2 separate regions of the Mus musculus genome follow, and region 2 is linked to region 1. The links are chromatin loops, found by intact Hi-C in ENCODE. Cell type or tissue: left cerebral cortex. All regions are shown on one strand. Links, peaks and the distances in the headings refer to the core of each region. The heading gives the core; the rest is flanking DNA.

What was found. A loop is a pair of places that touch in the nucleus more often than their neighbours do. Peaks named below come from ENCODE experiments on the same cell type or tissue, not always from the same donor. Only the 100,000 strongest peaks of a DNase experiment are listed, where the experiment ranks them.
Region 2: a loop joins it to region 1, with 2.3 times the contacts of the local background. A loop is called at or near these places in 2 of 42 quality-filtered maps.

What each region holds. Positions count from the first base shown.
Region 1 is chr1:180,639,324-180,642,224 of GRCm38, forward strand. It overlaps Lin9 (lin-9 homolog (C. elegans)), which reads left to right and starts at 1,827. Exons shown (of 15, transcript NM_001103182.2): 1 at 1,827-2,074. The coding sequence starts at 1,996. In left cerebral cortex, for the core only: a CTCF peak has its summit at 1,716; DNase peaks (open chromatin) are centred at 1,410 and 2,012; H3K4me3 peaks cover 1,762 bases; H3K27ac peaks cover 644 bases.
Region 2 is chr1:180,724,799-180,727,699 of GRCm38, forward strand. It overlaps Acbd3 (acyl-Coenzyme A binding domain containing 3), which reads left to right and starts at 1,245. Exons shown (of 8, transcript NM_133225.3): 1 at 1,245-1,580. The coding sequence starts at 1,304. In left cerebral cortex, for the core only: a CTCF peak has its summit at 1,223; DNase peaks (open chromatin) are centred at 1,225 and 1,671; H3K4me3 peaks cover 2,156 bases; H3K27ac peaks cover 1,388 bases.

The sequences.
Region 1 (2,901 bases), core at 268-2,767:
TACCCATCATGGAAGGAGAAAGCGGCCCTCATCACAACCACCGGACATTGCCAGAATCCAGAACCATAATAAATGTCTGTCATTTAGTAATTACCAAGCAAGTCACAAGGTACCTTGTCTCAGAAGCATAAATGGATTAACACATGCTGTTACATTAGAGAGAAACCAAGGTAGTGAAAAATGTATGAAAACTGCCTCTGAGTAAAATCTGACTTGCTCTGATCTGACAACACCTGTCTACTAGGTTTCACCATTCTTGCCTCTCTCTTCTCTCTCAGCTTCCTCCATGTTGATTGCTGCTCTTTTATTCTCAGAGAGTTAAATTATGCCCGATCTCATTTTCAAATTGATGAAGACACCCAAGTCCCAAGCAGGACCAGTTTCCTGTTACGAGGCAGGCTGGTCTGAATGTGTTCAGAAGGCTCAGGGGGGGTTAGATTCTCTCAGAAGGCTAGGTTACTTTGTTACAACGTTTTACTTCCCGCCCACCTCCTCCCCCACTTACCCTGGGCCCAGAAGGGCCAGCACCCATGTGCTTCTCTTGCTCGCACTAGTCTTTCCCCTCACCTCTCGAAAGGTGGATTTTCCATCCTGCCCCTCCCTCCACCCCAGATTCAGCGGTACTCCCTACTGTCTATAAACTGGAGGCTGTAGCAGCAAACAGCTGGCTGCAAGGAGCCATTATAAGTTCTTTCCACTCATTAAGCAAGAGTGGAATTTTTGCCTGCATTTTACTGAGGAGAAGTTGAAGCACAAGTATTAAGCTTGCCTGGGACTGATACAAGTAGCAGCCCAAGTTGCACCCTTAACTTTCACAGCCTGCTGCCCTTTTCCTGAGCCTGAAGTCTTCCACTCTATTGCTCGCCCAAGAGTCTCATCTTGTCTTTCTCCAACCTGTGCCTCACATTCTTGAATGTGTTCTAGAAAAGAAATGAAAGCCTGCCCTTCGTACTACTTAAGACCTCGCTTTATTCTTTTTACCAAGCCCAACTTAGCCTGGGCTGGCCTGTCTAGATCTGCTCTCACCTCACTGAACCATCTTTAAACTTTTTAGTTTGTGGAAGTCACTCATCCACTCGTTTTTGTTTTGTTTTAAATTCTCCATTCGCCGACTACCCCCTCCTCATAAATCCCTGGAGAATAGACCCACCCCGGAGATCAACCACGCTTGTAAAAATAGTAGTTGAAAAGCCACCGTGGTTTAAATACTAGAAAGTGTTACAGATGGGAACCGTGAAATCTTTCCCGGCTTCTTTCAGCAAGGGAGGAATCCCCATCCAGTTTCATTACACTTGGCTAGTGTCACTTGTGTCTTCCCCAAGCATCCTTAGTCACTGTGAGGCTCCCAGCTCACTACCGGTCTCGGGTGGAGCGCATTAGAGAAAGAAAGCAGGACAGTTCACTAGCCCTCGGCCTACACCAACTTGGTGACCTCTCAAGGTCTCGTCCCGGCCGCTCGCAGCTCAGGTTCCGGCCCGGGCCGCCCGGACCCCGCGTCCGTGACCTGCAGGCGAAGCGGACGCCGCGGCCCGGGCACTCGGTGGGGGGGAAGGGCAGGGGCCGGGGCGCCGGAGAAACGCGATCTGGGGAGCCGAGTCCACGTTACTTTGGGCAGAGCCCCCTCCGTGCCAAGCGACCAGGAACCCAGGTCTCGTCCGCCGCGCCACCGGCCCGGGCCTGCGTCCCGCTCCCCTCGGGAACCGGCCTGCAGTTCCCGCAGCCGCAGCGCGGGCCGCGCGCCGGGAGCGAGCGCAGGCGAGGGGGGCGGCGCGGGCGGGCGCATCGGTGCTGGCGCCGCGCCCCCCGCGCTCGGCCCTACCGGGCCTCTCGGCGAGGCGTCCCCTGTCCTCCTCCGGGCCCGGCCCGGGGTGCGGGCGAGGCCCCGAGGCCCCCTCCCGCCGGGCTCGGGCGGAGCCGGACGGCCTGGCGGGAGCAGGCGCCGCGGGCCGCGAGCTCCTCATTCGAACCTCCCTCGCAGACAGTCTCCGCCCCACAATGCACCGGGGCGGGCAGCCTTTGAAAAAGCGGCGCGGCTCGTTCAAGATGGCGGAGCTCGACCAGTTGCCTGACGAGAGTAAGTAGCGTCTCAGAGCAGCCCTCCTTCCCGCCGGTTGCCCGTCCCGGGGTCGCACCGGCCGAGTCCGGTTGCCGGGCAGGTGGGATGGCCGCCAGCCCACCGCAGTCCCCGGCCTTCCTCCTCAGGCGCTGCCGCCGCGTCGCCGCCTTTGTTATGGTGTCTTGTGTGTCTGTTTCTGGGGTTGTGCGAGCGCCAGCGCCGGAAACCGAAAGCCCGGGAGTCCAGCCTGTCCTGACGGAGTCGGCGGCTGCTCTCCCGGAGCGACTGCTGTCGCCGGCCGGGGTGGGCGAAGAGCGGCCCCCCAGTTGCGGGCGCCGTCCTCCTCGCCCGCCCGGTTATGTAACTCGCCGGCCGGGGGCCGGGAGGGCTCGGGCTGGGCACCGGGGACACAGCCCCTCTTGGTGCCCCGGGCCTCCGATCTGATCCTCTGACGGCTCCTGCTTCTGCAGGCACTTGTGATCGCTCCCCCCGACCCCCCGCGTCCATCCTGGAAGTGTTTTCTTCCGTGTCACACAGGCTTGGCCCCTTCCCCTGGGACTACAGGTGGCCCTGGACCTTTCCGGAGATGATCCAGCCGGGATACAGTGCCGAGGTAGCCCCATTCCCAGTCTCCCTCCTGAGTGGATGTGTCTCTAGACTGTGGGGTGGGCATTACACACGGATGTGAGCACCGCAGCCCATATAAGTATGTTATTCTGCCTGACACCCACCCCTGTTCACTGCCTCACTTCTCCTTCTATACTCACAACCTCTGAGACGGATGTTCACCTGTCCGCAGACAGTAAAGCCAGCTACTCTGCGACCTAAGGACAAGGGAACAATTT
Region 2 (2,901 bases), core at 205-2,704, 85 kb after region 1:
CAACAAACCAAGAGGAAACAGAAGCTAGGGAACCCGCTCACAGGTGCTGAGGCAGAAGGTACCTTCCAGCAGCCTGGCCATACTATTGTGCTCTGGCACGGACTCACCTCCTGGACCATGATGCCGAGGGGTAGGACACGACTACTGTCCTTTGTATTTTCCATAGTATATGATATACAAGGTAGTCCTTAAATCATGTTGAGCTGAACTGATACTGTATGTAATTGAAGTGTGCTTTCATCCATTCATTCAGCTCAATGAAAGAGCCCTAAGCTGGAGTGCTTGCCCAGTGTATGCATGAAAATCTTACAATTTTTCACTTTTAATGAATTGGAAGACTCTGCTACGGAACCAAAAATCCCAGAATACAGCACTCGAGAACAGAGGGAGGTGGGTTTCTATGAGTTTGAGGCTAGTCTGGTCTGACCTTCATAGTGACAGGACAGCCAGGGCTATGTAGCTTACAACCATGTCTCAAAAAAAACAAAAGCAAACAGAAAGGAGAGTGCTATGTACTCTGGCTGTTTCTCCTTAACTACCTCCTACTTTCTTATACCCGACACTGCAGAGATTCTGTCTTCTGGTCCTACACTTTCGTGGCATGGATAGCTGAATTGGCCTCATGCTGTCCTTATTGCTAGTCCTGATGGCTTGCACATGTAGTCAAAGCCCTCGGGAGATTAAGGCAGGAGGACCAAGGGCAACCTGAGCTAACGAGTGAGTTCAAAGTCAGCCTGAGCTACATAGCAAAAAATAAAATAGTCAACCGTTCCCTCCCTTAGGAGAACGAACATAAATTAAGGGAGAGGACAAACACTGCAGGGGACGAAAGCCTGATTTCTACTTTAAAATGAAGACGGCAGTTGCTCTGACCGTCTGGCAGTTGCAAGAGACTCCGTAACTGGCCTGCAACTTCCCAACAGCGACTCTGCACAGATGTCTCTGCAGTTGTCCCCTGCAGGGTCGGACGCGACCAGCAGCCACCCCCAACACCGCTGCTTGGGGTTCACCTCACACACCCCCGACCAACGCGGACCGCCACGAACCCCACGGGACGTCCCGGCTCCCTGGGACGGCCACGGCGGTGGGGTGAGCCTCTCTCCGAGAGGGGCGTGAGGTCCCCAGCAAGCCGAGGGCACGGGAGGGCGTGGCCCACACGCTCGGGGGCGGGGCACCCGGCGCTTTCAAACCCCAGCCGCCTTGGCGGCGGAAGTTCCGGTGTCGGCGAGCGGAGGTGAGAGGTCAGCAGGAAGTCGATACGTGGCCGCCGCCTGTCCCCGCCGAGGAGGCGCTGCGAGCGGAGATGGCGGCGCAGCTGAACGTAGAGCAGCTCGAGGTGTCGCTCGACGGTCTCACGCTGAGCCCGGACTCGGAGGAGAGGCCCGGCGCGGAGGGGGCCCCGCCGCAGACGCCGCCGTCCTCGGCCCCGGGGAATGGACTGGGCTCCGGCGCCTCGGGGCAGCAGCGGGAGCCCGGGGAGGCGGCGGCTGAGGGCGCGGCCGAGGAGGCGCGGCGGATGGAGCAGCACTGGGGCTTTGGCCTGGAGGAGCTTTACGGCCTGGCGCTGCGCTTCTACAAAAGTGAGCGGGTCACTCGCCCCTGCGGGACTGCGGGCCGGCCATGCCTGCCCCACCCACCCGAGCTAGGCCGGGGTGACCGGAGCGCCGGTCCGTCCTTGGTGGCACCGAGAGTTTGTCACTGCCGGTCCGGCCCCTGGTCACACCCCTGAGAGACCTAGAACCCTGGTTTAGCAGCCCGTGTCGCCTAGTTGCTGGGGCGTTCCACCTGGTTTAAGTTTTCTGGTTTCCACGAGCTAGAGTGGACAGGAGCGCGCGCTCCCCGGGGCTCCTATTCTGGGATGGATTTCGCCTTTTTGTTATGTATCGGTTTTTCACGGCTCACGACAACATCGAAGCGATTTTTAAAGAGAGAAAAAAAAACTATCTTAGTGGAAGAAAATTGTATTGGGTCCCACACATCCCTTTTCTAGCCTTGTAAACCGTGAGCGTGTGTGGGACATGATCATTAGGCGATAGGGATGTGGCGAAGGATGAAGTAAAATACTAAGTTCATTTATTCCCTTTTGCCTGAGTGAGTAAGTGATGGCCACTGTGTTCTAGTAACTTCTAAGTGGCTAGGAAATTCTACCATGGAAGTGAATGATGAAGACTAAAGCGCGAAGTTCTCGTTCTCTCTCTCTCTCTCTCTCTCTCTCTCTCTCTCTCTACTGTTTCTTAAAACAAAATTGTGATGTGCGGTGATTTCCTGCCTTTTTTCTTCTCTAGTTAATACTGGAGGTAACAGTCACAAGATTTGGTCAGTGGGAAAGAGCTTGACTCATAGTCTGATTCTTAAAGGCTATTTAGGTTCTTGCGTGGGAAAACAAAGCAAGATAAGGGCAAATGAAACTTTAAAGGGGTTGCTAGGTTCCACCTGCATTCTAGAACCCCATATTTATGACAAGCTTCCCAGAGTTAGGGCTTTCGGATTGCCTAGTTCACCAGCTAAAGTTGAGTTGTTCACTGTAGTGACCCGTGTGAAGGTAGTTTTATTTTTAAATCAACTTTCATTGTGCAAACTAGGTGAGATTCTATGAAACTTTCCAGAACAATAAATGGTTACTCTAAATTCATAGTATTTTAAAGTTTACCCTTGAGCTGTTCTTTGCCATGGCTGGAGGAGTTCAGCCTTTCCTGTGTGGTAATGAGTTTAGGATCACTTTAACTCTTGAGTCGCCGATTTGATTTTAGAGTTTGTCGTAAATAAATGCGAATCCACTGGTTTCTGTACAGTTCACATAGCAGTGCTTGCCCTTAAAAGTTAATTTTTGGAACTTGCATTTTAATAACATAAGCTGCAAGAAACAGGGACAAACCAACTTTAACTCTCTCTCTCTTTTTT